Regions from separate parts of the Mus musculus genome. Here region 2 is linked to region 1. A link is a loop called in an ENCODE intact Hi-C map of the cell type or tissue named here. Cell type or tissue: left cerebral cortex. All regions are shown on one strand.

Region 1 (8,000 bases):
AATAACACAAATATTGGGACTCCGCAGGAAGGAAGACATCACTATGGCTGCCTGGAGGAAGGAAGCTGGTAAGTCAGAGACACAATGTTACCAGAACAACCCAAGTACCTGGTAAAGCAGGCATGGGAAGAGGCTCCTAGGAAGGGTGTGGCTTCTCTTCTCTGCAGCCACACCCTGCCTCAGCATCCCAGAACAGGAGCCAATCTCCCAGGCAGCATCCAAGTGATGCATTTAGTGTAAACCGCAACCACCAAGACAAACCACCAAGACCACACAGTCTTCTCCACCTGGGTCCCCATTCTCTGCTGCCCCTAACTCTCCTTTCAAGGGAAGTTTGTTCCTGGTCCTCCTGCTCCATGGCTCCTGCACCAACCTAGCATGTGAGTCACTTTCTTCTAGACTGTCAGACAGGAATTTCCTTTGGACAGTCTCTCCTCCTTCCCCCAGCTTCATGCCCTTTCCTTCTCTCTTTCTTACTGCTTTTCTCTTCTCTCTTGACATGTTCACTTGCCCATCTCCTCCCCTCCCCTCCCCTCCCCCCCTTCCCTGTGCCTCTTTACCTTCTCATTGAGAAATATGCCCGCACTTCTTTGCATCTGGCCATTGAGAATATTGATGGAAACGAGAGGTTATGCTGTTGAAGACCCCAGGTCACATGGGAAACAGTTCTATCATGTGGAGATCAGAGGCTGATGGCTGTCTGTTCATAATATGGCTGACTTTTCTATCCAGCCAGTAGTGCTGTGGGAACTATGAGTGTAAGTAGTTGGGGAGCTAATTTAAACGGAGCTCACTTTGCAGGGAGATGAGGGGTTGCAGAGCTTATTCCCTGATTGTCAGAGGTGTCCTACAGCTAACAACAGGTTTTGGGGCACACAGCTTCCTCAAGTTTTAGCCTGGCTTCCTCCTGTGGCTTAAAAACCACATCAGGCTAAACATAGACCCTTGGTTCTGGAACCATAGATCTGGACCTGTTCTTTAGACCTTGGAAAAGAAGCAAGCAGACTGTTAGTGGTGTGACGTGGAAGGTCTTAGCACAGAGCCGCCTGCCCTGTGGTTCCATAGTTCTCTGCACGATCCTTCCAATCTGAACCTCTCACTGAGCTTTCCTGACTTCCTCCCCAGACTCTGACAACATCCTCTACTGTCTGCTTCTAGCCCACCCTTCTCAGAATCCACATAATGGGGCATGCTCGAGACCACTCCTTCTAGGGTCACAGACATCTTCAGGGTCATGTCCTCTACACGGGTGCAGCGTGTCATCGGCAAACTGCCTTCCCTACTGCGTTTCCCTGAAGACTCCATTTTCCATGCCTTGTCATCTCTGACCCAGAGGTTGTGTTGTCTTTATTTGGAGGTAAGGTAGCAACTGCTAAATAATGACTAATCTGCCTCCTTACCCCTTCTAGCCCCTTCTGTTGTTGTTAGAGGCTCATGGCCACCCCCCCACCCTCACCACACCCTGGGCTGGTCCTTGTTGGATGTAAGACCAGTTGATTTTTCTTCAAAGTACATATCCCTGCCATTTTCACTTTTGGTGTTTTTGTACTGAGGAGGGTGAATAGAGTCCATAGCATCCTGTGTTCTTTCACTGGGCTGCAGGTCAATCTCATTCATACCTCTAGTCCTGTTGATGCTCTCAGTAGCCTTGGCATCACGCTGTGGCCCCAGGATCATTCACAATTGGTGTCCTCCAATAACCACAATGCACTGAGGTCTGTGTGACTGAAGGTGATGGAGATACCAGTCTTCCTATCTTAGACTCTACACCATCATCCTGTGGGGCAGAGTTCCCAGACCAGCTGACATCCGGCAGCTTTATGAACCAGGTGAGCTGGACCAAGAGGAACCCTTGCTGCTTCCTTCTTCATTTACCAGGAACATGGGCAGGGCAAGTTTGCTTCCTGACCTCCTAAGTGGGAAAGGGAGGATGGGGAGACATGCAGGGCCTTCGAGTGACAGAACCTTTAAAAACACACTGTCTTTCTGTAGGTATGTGACCGCACCCTTTTTCCTGTTGGCCTCAGCAACAGGAGAAATGGGCCCATTAGTCCCTCAAGTTTGCAAGTTTTCTTCTGCCATGTGGCCCAAGTCATATACAGGGTGCTCAATGATGGAGGTGGACAGGATGGAGCCTGTTTCCATGGATACTGGTAGCAAACCTGCATTCCAGATATCCACGAATAGACATTCCTCCTCTATGTGCCCCACCTTCTCGGGTGGGGAACGACACCTCCATGTGATGCCAGAAATAAAAAATAAAAAGGCAGGTTTAGGAGGTAAGTTTAAAGCAATCAGGTCCTGCACCATGAGAACCATAGCTCTCTCAAACACCCTAATAATGAATCTTGGGGTCAGAGATAAGAAGACCAACCCAAACCCCAAAGCAGTTATGTTATGACAAAGCATGAGAGAAACTGGAATTGGAAATAAGTGCACTCTAAGAGGACGAAACAAAGCCCAAAGAAACAAAGAGCTGGAGGTTTGAAAGGATGAAATAAGTCCAAGAAACCCATGACCAATTACCATCGAGAAGACACAGATCAATAAATGAGTAGGATGCACGGAAACCCTAGGGCAAACTTGAAATCCAGAGGACTGACAGTCTTGAGAGAAGGTGATGACTAGATTCACAAAACAGATTGATCTAGGGGCTATTACACACACACCACCTGCTGCCTTCCTGCCGCTACATCTGGGGGTGACATGCAGTCAGTATGATACAAAACATCTAAAGAGATCAGTATAAGGACCAGATGGAAAGAGTGATACCATCTTCCTGACAAGGACATCCCAAGACCAACTGATTGAATAATAGATCTTACTCCTAGGCCAAATAGAACACTGACAGCCGATGCTCCTCAAGCTGTTCTGCTGAAGAGACATGCTGAGATCACTCCTAACTTAGCCTACAAAGCACCAGGGACGGCATTGCCTTTGTCACTGCCTTGAGCACATCTTCAAAAGATAAGGCTTAAGGGAGAAAGGCTTGCTCTTCTCTCCAGCTCTCAGAAAACAGGGAAGGCTTGGCAATGGGAGGAGCTGTGACTTGGGAAGATGGATCTGAAAAAAGATAGTCACATGACTTTGGCAGGCTCCTACTGCATCTACTTACCCAGTTATCCTCCTGCAGTGTTCCACAGCCCTAGGGTTTTGTGACCTCCCCAGACAGGATTCCCTGCTGGAGAATACACATTCAGACTCATGGGATGCTGTAAAACCCTTCACCTCAAACTTTCAGGATGACGTTTTAACTTTTATAAACTCAAACTGCCTAACAACAGGAACAACAGACTCAAGAAGTCTGTGCTCACCTGGGTCAGGACATGGTAGAGAGAGAACCTCCAGACTGCTTCAGTGGCCTCTCACTAGGACTCTACCGCTCTCTCATAACTCACTACTACTACAGACCCCATCGTCTCTATATTCACAGTACACGCTTACGCAATGAGGGGTTCAATCACCTTTGCTTTAAACTTATTCCGAGGGCTTGAAGGTTGGTGGCCCCTCACTGACCCTGAGATACTGTGACTAGACACTCCATTTCCAAGACACCCCATGGCACGTGAGGGACATCTATAGTCCTACAGTTCACTAGCTCAGCTGACTTCCAATTCTAGCAAGTCCTATTTTGGGGTGAGGTTGTCAATGGTAGCACAAAGCAACTTTTTCTGTGGACACACCAGGCAGTGTGTCCATCTTCTTCCCCACGTTTCTGACTGGCTCTGGGTAATCGTTTAGTCATGCCATTTCCCAGGGACTCGATAGGAGGTGACAGACAAAAGGGTCTTTTAAGTACTAGACTGGGATTCAGGAAAGTTATGTGTCTATCTCAGTCTGGCCTCTTCTTACTCAGTAAATCAGCCTTCCGGAGTGTTCTTGTCAGTGTGAGGCAGCATCATGCACAGGGAGAAGAGACAGAGGACAGCTTTCCCCACCATTCCTGGTCCACTCTCAGCTCTCCTCTAAAGGGTTTGATTTGCTCCCACCACCACTCCACCCCCCAAAGCACTCATCTGGGAACTTAACGTTTGTATGAGGCAACCATACTGAGACTCTCTCTTCTCTCATTTTGATGATGATCTCTATCCTTTTTCTCCCCCTGGAAGACACGGTTTTGTGGCTATACAATTGTAGGACTCCACAGAGAAATAGCAAAATTACCCCATCTACCCACTCCTGGCTGCAGTGATTTTTATTGCGAACTCTGTTTTAATCCTTATCTTTATTTCTCTAGATAGGAGTTGCTTTCTTCCTCACCAGGTTTCACTTGGCTTAGGCTTTCTGAACTTACTGAGACAGGCCTAGGCGTGTTCTTTTTACTCATTACCATCTTGCATGCACATTTGAGGAGTGCATCTCTTCATGTGTGACATGTGGTGACAGAGAATTCAGGCAGAGACTGTAGGGCAAGGCTAGGGTGGTCAGCTGAGGAAGGACTGCTGGACAGAGGCAGCCTCTCATCTGATCCAGCAAGCGACAGTGACAACACACATCAGCAGCATTGCCACACAGAGGGTTTTAGCGCCGAGACCCAAAGGATGGGAGATGCCTTCGAAGCAGCTCACTGCTGACGTCTGTCCGCGAGATCCTGCATTCTATGTATTTCTAGTAACTTGGTATTTTGTTCCCATCTGGTAAATGGAATCTCAGATTCCCTTCTTTTACTGCACTTGCTTCTCTTTCTTGCTGATTTTAGCAACCACCTCCTACACTTCAGCCATCTTTAGCTCAATGCAGAGTTAGAAACCTTCTAAATAAGCAACTGCTTCCTTCCAAGTGAGTGGGTGTGGAAACCCTAAATACAAAAACCTTCTGCTACTATAGTGATCGCAAGGTGGCTTAACCTGATATCATCGCTTGTACTTAAAATTGTTTGAAGGCCTACAAACGGTTAACAAGTTCTTTGGCACTTACTGATGCATTAATAATCTCTGAAGTCTTGTTAAATTGATAAAGATCTTTAAATTCTTTTAAAAATTTTTATTTGCATGTTTGAGTGTGTGTATGCGTGTATGTGTCTGTGTGAATCTGTGTGTCTGTGTGCCTTTGTCATACATACACAGACACACACACACACACAGACACACACACACACACACACAGACACACACACACACACAGACACACACACACACACACACACACACACACACACACACATCACATGTATAATGATGTCTGAGGAGGCAGCAGAGCTGTGAGATTCTTGAACCTGGAGCTTCCTGACTTGGGTGCTGAGAACTAAGCTCCAGTCCTTGCCTGGACTGGACTCAGCACTAACTGCTGAGCTCCTTAAATTCACTCTTTGTGGATTTCAAATCACATCTGATAGTATGCAATGTGTTTCCACATTAGGGTGCCTTTTGTATCTCTGTGAAATTGTCTGTAGCATCCTGCATAAAGTACTTGTTGACTATCCCCTTTGGAAAGGTTCATGTTCTTACAACTTGTGAGTGATATTTAATATTGTAACATTCTGGAAAAAAAACCACTATGCACATGTATTCTAATTTTTTTGTTTCGATATACAAATTTCCAATAAATAAATCAGAAATTATTGAATACTATCATGCGATGGTACTTTTAATTGTCTATCTAGAATTTTCTGGAAGTAGGGCCTCTGAAAATGTCTGTGAGGGACTGTCTTAATTATATTAAATGTAGGAAGTTTTGCCCATTGTGAGTGGCACCATTCCCTGGGCCTGGGGTCCTGAACTGAGTGAGTATATAGAGGGAGTTATGTACTAGTGGGCATGCAGTAGTTCATTGGTCTCTGAATGGTTAGTGGATGTAAAGTGACCAGTTCTCTCAAGTCTTTGCGGCTCATTCTGTGATTTACCTGTAATAATGGGCTCTCACCTATGACTCTGAGCTAACTCTCTTAAGTTGCCTTTTCTGAATATATTATTACACCAACAGAAACTATGACACATCAAAAACAACAAGACTTTTCTAAAAACACCTATTTCCTCATCTTTTCTGGGTCATGCACTCCCTTGGGGTCACCCAGAAGAGTATATATAGCTGTAGTGGCTATTCCTGGTTGTCAACTTGACTGTATCTGGAATGAGCTACAATCCAGAATTGGAAGGCTCACCAGTGATCCTAATCTGGAGGCTGGGACATACAAGTTTCTGACCTGGATCTTGGCATAGAGATCTTGAGGCATAGTGGCTATGAATTCCACAAGATTAAGACAGGAAGATCTCTAAGTTCAAGGTCATTGGGGATTAAAGACGTAGTGGCACACATCTTTAATATGGGCCACACCTTCTGCTGGAGACCTACATAAGGACACTGGAATAAAGAAGATGGACTCTCTTTCTCTCCTTTGCCTGCTTACCTTGTGGGACTGAGCAACTGCTAGATCCTTGAACTTCCATTCACAGCTGCTGCTGACCATTGTAGGGAGTTGGATTACAGACTGTAAGTCATCAACAAATTTCCTTACTGTATAGAGACTACCCATAAGTTCTGTGACTCTAGAGAACCCTGACTCACACAATAACCCACGCCATCCTTCATCACTGAGTTTGCCAACAATGTCACAGTAGCTTCACTGCTCCTAGACACTGCTGAGCACAAAGTGGCAGCTGCTTTAATACCTTTTGGGGTGCCCCTCCCCCAGGACTGACGCTCAGTGATACAGAGTTTGGATTTCAGGAACGGGGGACCTCCGTGTGCACATTGTTCATGATTCTCAAAATGGCATTCATTACTCTGTGGCTTTTTATACCATGCCAGCTTATCAGCTGCCCGTGAGACACATTATTTAAACCCATGGTTTATTTATAATCTTTTCTGCTCTAGGAATTCTGCTCAAACATGGGTATTGATGAAATATCCTTGATGAAAAATCCTTGATGAAAAAAAAATCGTTTTTTTTTTCATTTCTTCCTGCCTCTATGCTAACAATCGTTTACACAGCTGGTGAGAAAATGTGCTCTGTGGTTCTGCTTAGCTTGCTGTGTTTTGTTACTCCCCTATTGATTTTGCCTAGGAGTGGCAAAATCATCTTCAGACCCAAAAATTGTCTCTAATGCGACAGTCACGTGTCCCTATTTCTCAGATCATTTTTTTACATTTTAGAAGGGAAATGGATAGTCGGCATGCCTATTCATCATTTTTACTAAAAATGTTCTTCTTCTTTATGGTTGTAAATATGGGGCTAAAAATCAATGCTAAAGATTTGTCAGTGTTATTTGGCACTTTTCCCTTCGTTTGCAGCTTTAAAAATATTTACTATTTTAAAAATTGTGAGGTGTGTGTGTGTGTGTGTGTGTGTGTGTGTGTGTGTGTGTGCAGATGCACATGTTATACTTCAAGACCAGAAGAGGGAGTCAGGTCCTCCAGAGCTATAGACACAGAAGTGTGTCAGCCATCTGATGTAGGCACTAGGAAGCAAACTGGGGTCCTGTGCAAGGGCAGCAGTGTTCAGATCTTATAACTGCTGAGCCATCTCTCCAGTCTCATATGTTACATTTTAAAATATGGGTCAGATTACGTACATATCTATGTACATAGGATAATATGAGCAAGCCCCACAGCAATCTTACACACATTGTTCTCCCAGGGAGATGGAAATGCTTTCTACATTCCAAAGGGTCTTTGGTGTTGAGGGGCATCTACACATCATCATCTAGGTACTCATTAAATCTCTAAATTTCTGTAAGAGTCCGCCTAACCCATGGTAAGAGCTGGTGATACACTCGGTCCTCTGGCCAGTGTCGTTTTGCAGAAAAGAAGACAGAAGCACAGGATGAAAAGCAATGCCTGCTGTGAGGACACACCGAGGACATGGCAAAGCTGAGATCAACATACATGTCTGCCTCCTTCCAATTGAAACCCATTCCACCGGGGCTTGCTGCAGCCCTGTCCCTGACTGGATGCTTGGGCAGATTGGTTTGAAAGAATAAATGGAGACTGGGCTCAGTGGGTTAAAGGCTAACAATGCAAACACAAGAACCCAAGCTTGGCTCTCTGGTAAAAGCCAGTCC
Region 2 (8,000 bases), 75 kb before region 1:
AAGGAGGAAGTGACTGGTTTTAGCCTGCTGCGGAAACATGCCTTCACTGTTATTAGAATCTACTTCTTTCAACTTCCAATGTAGACTAGAGACCATCTGGGATATCCAGCCTCATGGACCAAACAACCTTTTGACCTTTTGGTTGCAAGTCAACTATTGTTAGACCAACTCAACCACAAACTGTAGGCTGTTGCAGGATATTAGACTACATACACCATGAATCCCATGTTGCTTACTGGAAAACATTTGTTTCTAGCGTGGTATGCCTTAGCCTTAGCACACACCTTTTAATTCTTCTGGCTAGAATACAGACATACACCTTTAATCCCAAACGATGAAGGTAAATTTAGTTTGTATAAGGAAACACCCATGTTTGAAAGTCTAATTGAGTGGCAGACAAAGTGATGAACCAGAGAAAGATTTGACAGAATAGCATATGTTTAACTCTCATGAGAAGAGAGAGAGAGAGAGAGAGAGAGAGAGAGAGAGAAGAGAGAGAGAGAGAGAGAGAGAGAGAGAAGAGAGAGAGAGAGAGAGAGAGAGAGAGAGAGAGAGAAGAGGAGAGGTGACTTGAGAGAGAACAGTACAGAGGAGAGAGAGGGCACTTTTACTGGGACACTTGTACAGAGACAGGTTGTAGAGAGAGAAGAAGCTAGGCACAGATGAAGACAGAATGAGCCAGATAATAAAGGTCCAGAAGATTAGAACAGATTGTGAAAGTTATTATGAGGTCAAGCAGAACAATTCAGTCAGAAGCTGAAAGAAGCCAGTTTGAATCAGTTAGTATGGAGAGGAGTTTTGAGCCAGAACAGCTGAGTTGACCCACCAGCCAGAGTTCAGAAAGAGCTAGAAAGGATGAGCTTATTTTAGCAATATTTAGCAATAAGTCTCAGAGGTTGAAAGCATTCTAGGCCCAGAAAAGATTGTACAGAGGCTAGAAGCTTCCAGCCTTAGGCCTAGTTTTGTACTAGGATAGCACATAGCATATATATATATAGTAACACAGGGCAATCTCACCAAAGTTCAAAGTTTTCATGGCTTTGCTATTTTACCCTTCACCCACACATACCCGGTCCAAAACATCTGCGCAGGGACAAGCACACAAGATGCCTCTGTAGCCTCTGATGCTGTGGCAGAAAACCCTGCCAGTTTGGGAGTAGGGTAAGTGGGGTGGAAGCTCAGACATCTGGTCTCAGAGTCAGGGCTTCTGAGCTTTACCTCTGCATGACACTATAGGAAAAGCAAGTCTTCAAAGGGCATCTGTAAGGCTCAAGGTGACTCAGTCTCCCCCCTTCCCTCCCCCAACCATTCTACCAGGCCTTTTGTTGCTTCCTCTACTGCACTGAGCTTTGGCTCTAACTGGATGTCTGTTGTTGCAAGACTCCTCATTGGCTGACCATTGGCCCTAACAGGAGGTCTGTTGTTTCAAGAGGCCTCATTGGATGTTTCTGCATTTCCTCCCTCTCCCTTGCCCGTTATGGGTCTGAGTAATTCAGATTCCTGCTTGAAAGCTCAGGTAAATGTACTTTCTTTGGGTCTCTCCGTGACCTCCTCACTGGGTGCTCTCCCAGAAACCCTCCCTTCTCGTCTCCTTTCATCTCCAATCCCAGTTGTTGCCTGTCTCTCATTTATAGTCTGCTTCATTCTTCAGAGCATAAACTCCACAACACAGACATTTTTATCCTCTCCTCTATTTTCTGCTTCATTTGCCTCCTGAATTAGCCATTGTCCTACAGCAGGGACCCAGAACATCATTTGCTTTAAAAACTGAATTCACAACTTCAAGTATATGCCATTTTTTCCTTCTCTGGTAGCTTGTACTTGTGTGTGTGTGTATAGGGGGATAGTTCACATGGGTGCATGTGCACATGTTTGCATATGTCTGTAGAGGTCAGAGGACAATCTTCACTGTTGGTCTAAGGGTGACAACCATTTCAATTTTGTTTTAGTATCTCTCATTAGTCTGGAGTTTCCTAAGTAGGTAGGCTGACTGACCAATGAGCTCCAGGGATCCTCCTGCCTCCACCTCCCCTACACTTGGATTAAACACACATACCTCCAAACCTTGCTTTGTATGTGTGTGCTGGGAATTGAGCTCAGGGCCTCATGCTTGCTGGAGAGGCAAGCACTTTATTGGCTGAGCGAACTTCTCAGGCCAATAAAGCTGTTTGAACGCTTTCTTAATATATTTGACTGTGTTGTATGCCGGCCTGTGGCCTACTTGAACCGGGTACACCTGGGAGGCAGGCTGGGGCTGAAAGAGACGTAGACAGCGAGAGATTAATGGAGACCAAGACATGATTCTGTTCAAGGCCCGCCAGTTTACTAAGAGAGTGTCCTTATAAAAGGGGAAGGCCCATCCCCTGCCATTCTTGGTGTTTGGAGCCAGCCTGTAGGCGATGTGCAGAATAGGATGTTCCTCCTGAATGTCTCAGGGGCTTCTCAGCAGGTAGCAGTGTCTTGGAGAGTGCAGTGGCAGTTGACAGAACAAAAGAGCCATCTAGGTCGGAAGGCTCCACCTTAGATAATCTCCTTCTCAGTGGCAGCAAGGTCAAAGTCTGGATCAGCCTGCTTCAGGGCTGAGGGAGGCTACATGACTGGAAGAAATGTGGTGAACAACAGTTTGGAGACACCATTGAAGATGGTGTGATAGAGAAAAGAAAAAAATGAATTTTACAAAATGAAATCTTGAGAGCAACTATAAGCAAGAAAAAAATATTAAAAGACAGAATTTCTATTTTCATACACGGTGTGGTTGTGCTCATTTTAATGATGAAGCAAAACCCACCTCCAAGGGAATTTGTTTTGGGAAGAACAATTTGTTTGCCCTCTTCATCTAGAGTTCCACCTTAGAGGTTCCATCTTTGATAGTCCATATAAATTCCATCCTGACACTTAGAGAACAATCTGGAGTTCCAGAAGGCCAGGTGCTGGACTCTAGCCTAGCTAGTCAGACTCAGTAGATGGCTCCAGGCTTGCTTTATTCACTTGCTGCTATCTGTTTTCCTCACCCCCCCCCAACTGACACACTCCCTCCTGGAGGGCACAGGGAGGGTGAGGGAGGCTCATGACACTCACTTGATACACTACTAGGGACATTCATTAAAATTATAAGGCACAGAACCCCCTTGCCCTGGCTTCACAGGTGCAGCTGACCAGCTGCTAGTTGCAAGGAACACCTTCAGTGGCACTGCCTGTCGTCTGCACTTTTTCCTCATGCAGGTGCCTAGGTCACTCAAGTTCCTGCAAGCATCTCTCCAAAACCATTGATTTACCAAGCTGGAATTGGATGGAATTGTTTCTGTGGTCTGTCTCTATCTGTGTTGAGAGGGAGAAGCCACAGATATCCCCTTTTCTGGGTCCACAGATATCCCCTTTTCTTGGTCCACAGATATCCCCCTTTCTGAGTCCACAATATCCAGAACCCTTTTCATGCATGCCTCAACTGGAGACGAGTCCTTCTTTCATCGGAAGGATTCATGTGCTAGAGAAGAAGTCTAGCAGTAAGGGAAAGCTCTTACAGGTCCTGCTGATTTTCTGGTAAGAGCCATTCGTCTTTAAAACCCTAAAAGGCACTGAAGCCATGTGACTTTTTCTTTCCCCTGTGAGATACTGAGCCCACCTCTGGCCTGCTGGGGTCTCTGCTTCCTCATGCACAAACATGATTGCGCACACCTCAGAGAAGAGGCCGGAAGACTAAAGGATTCACTGTGAGCAAGACTTCCTGGGAGAAGCTGAACAGGCTAAAGGACCGATTGAAATTTAAATGATTTTGAGAGGTTGGGATGTTGCAGGTCCAAACCCTAATTATAATTTATCTTGTACAGTCTTTGGCCCACTAAAAGGCCATTCTTACTCTTCCTCTGTGTCAGACCTACCATCCTGCTACTAGCCCAACTTAACGTTCTAGTTACTATCCTAGGGTGTAGTAACTTATCAAAATCCTAGTTTCCCACCAATCAAGGGGCTAACCATGCCATCAGACAACACTGAAGGCCCATAGCAAAGTTCCACCTTCTTGCTGTCACTCAGTGTTCCGCCAATGTATTTTTTAAACATTGATTTATAACTTTCTTTTTCTGTTACTGTAAAAAAAAAAAAATTCCATGAAACTGATTGTGTTTCACAACATTGTATTTGGGGTATCATGTTCCTGGGTCATGATTAATTATATTTTGCCCCAGTATAAGCCATGTCTTTTATTTCTTTGAGATGAAAGGTATGTTTTTGGATGGCATTACACAGGCTGAAAGATTCCTCATGGCAGAGAGGGAGAGAGAATATAGGCAGTCCTTCGGAATTCCCATGGTAACTAGCTCCACTCAAGCTGCACTGAGGCACGTGATTTCTGAAATCCAGAAGCCAGGAAATGATTTTAGTCACAACTGAACAAACAATAAGAACATGTAAAAAATATATGTAATCTACCGAGTCTTAGATTCAATGTAAATTCGAGTCTCCAAGCCTCTCCCTGTCTATGATTAAAGACCCAGATTGTGCTGTTTGTGGTCATGTGGCTAGGTAAACACTGTGTGTGCATTGCAGGAATGTGCTCATGTGTGTGTGTGTGTGTGACTATGTATATAACTGTGAGGGCATTTGCATAAGTGTATAGTGTGTGACTATGTGCTCATGAGTATATGTGTTGTTGGCTCTCTGCCTTTCTCCTTCTCCTTCTTAATTAAATATCACATAGAGAAACAGCAAAGCTGTCACACCCATCAGGAGAAGAGAAACTTTGTCACAGACAGAAATAGTAATTCTATGACAAACAGAATACTTTCTGTAAAATCAGAAAAAAAAAACCAATGTTAAACAAGAGTGTTTTTAAAAATTGTCAATTCTAGCTTCTTAGTGTAGAATCCATAGGGTGCTAAACAAAACAGGAAGCCAGGCCTGGTGGTATACAACTGTAATCCCAGCACTGAAGGTGTAGTGACAGAGGATCCCCTGACTCTGGCCAGCCTACCTAAACCAGCAAGCTGTAAAATGCAGTTATAAATGGCTTCAGTCTCTCTGATCCTCCTGTAGTGAGAATTAGTAACTCCATATACGTGTCCATATATGACAGGATTCTCCACAGGGCACAGCCCAGAGCCACTCAGGAGACATTGTGCGGCCACCATGATGTGCACATGCCCACATTCGAGTAGAGCTAAGCATGAGAGTCCTGGCCTTGGCACAAGACCCCAGGCACTGTTGAGAAGCAATGAGGATAACCCTGCTGTCCTCTGAGAGTGATGGCTGAGCTTGTTTCCATAGCTGGGGCCTCAGAGAGTTTGAGATCCTGGGAAGGGCTGGCCCCTGGCTGAGGGGATCAGCTAGACCCACACTCTTTACTTCACACCCCAAATTGGGTTTAGTGCTCCCCGTCAGCTGAGCTCTTAAGGTCTCTTCAGTAGACCTCTCGTGTGGCTGGCTGGGGATGTCAGGCTAGCTTTTCCTATAACATGGCTAATGGCTTTGGTTAAGGCCTACCGCAGTAGCTTAAGATTTATGCTTCGTTTTTATGCATCTGTTGTTTAAAGCAGGTCATGAGGTGAGAAGATGTGCCACTCAGAAACCTCCAGGTGACGATTGGTTCCATATCTGTGAAAGGACAAAGTCACTTTCTCCGTGTCTCAGGATCCTCCCTGGTCCTTGCCTAGAAATAGCCCTTGCCTCCTTCCAGATTGTTCTTTATTTCTCTGTTAGATGACAATTGTGTGCCAGGTAGGAACCCTACCATGCCCAGTGCCTTGGCAGGGCATAGGTAGACTCAGCAGCTTGAAGCAGCTTGCTCCCTGTCTAAACTGTTACTTCCACCCTTGCTTCTTCCTTCCAGTCTCTTCCTGTCTTTTATGCATGGGAGGGAGACAGGCATGTGAGCACCTTCTGTGTCACATGATCACATGATCGAAACACCAAATGATAAGTTACACTCATTCTTCTGATCACAAGTGCGCCACATCTAACAGTCTACCCTGCAATTGTTTTGTTAGCACGTTAGAAGGGCGGTCCTCCACTTAAGTAACACTGCCCATGTTGATCCATGGCATCTCATTGCAGTGAGAGAGATGGCTCAGCCGATCTCCAAAACCTCCCTGAACTGACATTCCATGATTCAGGTCAGCATTCTAACTTAGTGGTGGACAGGAAGGATCAGATGTCAATAGTCGATTCTATTTCTAAGCCAAATAAGGATGTGAAAGCAAACTGAATTTTATAAGCCAAGCAAGGGTACTCAATTGTCATCTTTAGGAAATGGGTATAGGTAAAAATTCAGGCTATGGTAGATGACAAGAAAAAGACCAAGACTTGTGTTAACTAATGGAAAAAGTTAAATGTTGTTCACCCATCAGGATGCAGGAATAGCAGGAAGAACAAGAGAAGAAACTGTTGTAACTGGGCAAGCAAGATGGCACAGTAGGTAAAGATACCACGCAAGCATAGCTGCTTGGGTTCCCTCCGTGAGTACAGTTGGAAGTCTAGAACAGACTGCACAAGGCAACTATATACACGCATCATGCACATAGACCCACAATAGTAGTGCATAAACATCTTAAGTTTAAAACCGATTATAATAAAGAAATAAGAAATAAATGTAAAATTATCTTCACAAAACTAGATTTACAGGATCATCAGCCCCCTCTCTGTAGCTGGTTTTAGAACATAGACCAAGGAAATTATATGTATGCATGGTTGCTATGGATATCATTTGTATCAGGTTTTTAGTAAGTCTGTGGCATTCACAAAGAAAGGTCTTGAAGACTGCCCTGCACCATGGAATGGAAGACTTTTAAGAAATGGGACCAAATCCCGTTTTTCACTGCGGGTCCTGAGCTCTCACAGAGGAGCCAGCTTTGATTGTCTTTCCCCAGGTATTGGCTCCCAACATCAAGCTGTTTCTCCCACTCACCGGAAAACTCAATGTTCCTATAAACACCCTTAGACTTCCTTGATTTCAGAAACACTGATGGCAGAATAAATGAAGAAGAGATCAAAGTTCCCGTTAAGGTACGAAAAGAAATTACACGTGGCCCACCATATCAGACTTTGCTAATGGGTAATAGGGTCATCTCTGCTGATCACCTGGACTGGATTTGGAATCACCTGGGAGACTGATGCACACCTCTGCTGTGCCATGCTTTGAGCCTATCAACTGATGGAGAAACCTACTCTAAATATAAGTGGTACCATTGTACAGGTTAGAAACCAGGAGTAAGGGAGCTGAACACAAGACAACTAGCCTCTGGCTAGAAGTCTGCTTCCTGGTTGGCCCAGATCTTGAACTGTTCTAATCCACCCACACCCTTCTACTGAAAGCCTGGGATCCAGTGACCATTGACTGAGCCCTCTAAAATGACCCAAAAGAAATCCTTCCTTTCCTAAGTTGTGTTTGCTGGGATTCACTTTTGTTATAGTAACCTTGGAAATAGAGGGACACTATGGTAGCATGGGGCTGCTTTGTCCCATGGTGGAAGAAGCAGCTGGGGGCAAGTGCAGATGTTTCCTTTCAGTCCCTGTGCTACAGGTACAGAGAGTTCTGAGCTCAGGTGGCAGCACTGGAACTCTCTGGGGTTCCCTGGGGGCTTGTGGCTCTTAACTCATGGGCAGTTACAGGAAATTCGATAGTTTACTAAGTTTAGGAAAAATACAGACACTTGGAACTGTGTCAGACCTGGACCTCAGTCTGCAGTCGGACTGCAGTCGGACACCCATGGGAAGACCTGTAGCCTTTTTACAAATCACTTATATGAAGCATGCTTTCCCATGCAGGCTCTGTCTCCTATGTGCAGCCAGCCAGGAAAGGGCTCCAGACTTCTGTTGCCATGGCTACTTTGTTACTATAGTCCCAAGAGCCTCCTTCTCCACTGACCTCCTAGCCCCCTGTCTCAGCTGTGGTGACCAAGGATCTCAAGTGTTCTCTGGGCAAGGCTTTGAAAGTAACCTTCCAGGGTCCTATGCCAGAAATGTGTGCTTAACTTTTTCTGTCAGTGGACTTTGGAGGAGGGATTGGG

What was found. A loop is a pair of places that touch in the nucleus more often than their neighbours do. Peaks named below come from ENCODE experiments on the same cell type or tissue, not always from the same donor. Only the 100,000 strongest peaks of a DNase experiment are listed, where the experiment ranks them.
Region 2: it touches region 1 in a loop (2.3-fold over the local background); 2 of 42 quality-filtered maps call a loop at or near these places.

The regions. Positions count from the first base shown.
Region 1 is chr13:52,432,315-52,440,314 of GRCm38, forward strand. No RefSeq gene overlaps it. Among named protein-coding and RNA genes, the nearest start is that of Diras2, 95 kb to the right of the region's middle. In left cerebral cortex, no CTCF peak of the experiment used is centred here; DNase peaks (open chromatin) are centred at 3,015, 3,996, 4,649 and 6,520; H3K27ac peaks cover 966 bases.
Region 2 is chr13:52,357,062-52,365,061 of GRCm38, forward strand. No RefSeq gene overlaps it. Among named protein-coding and RNA genes, the nearest start is that of Gm33116, 130 kb to the left of the region's middle. In left cerebral cortex, no CTCF peak of the experiment used is centred here; DNase peaks (open chromatin) are centred at 4,391 and 4,580.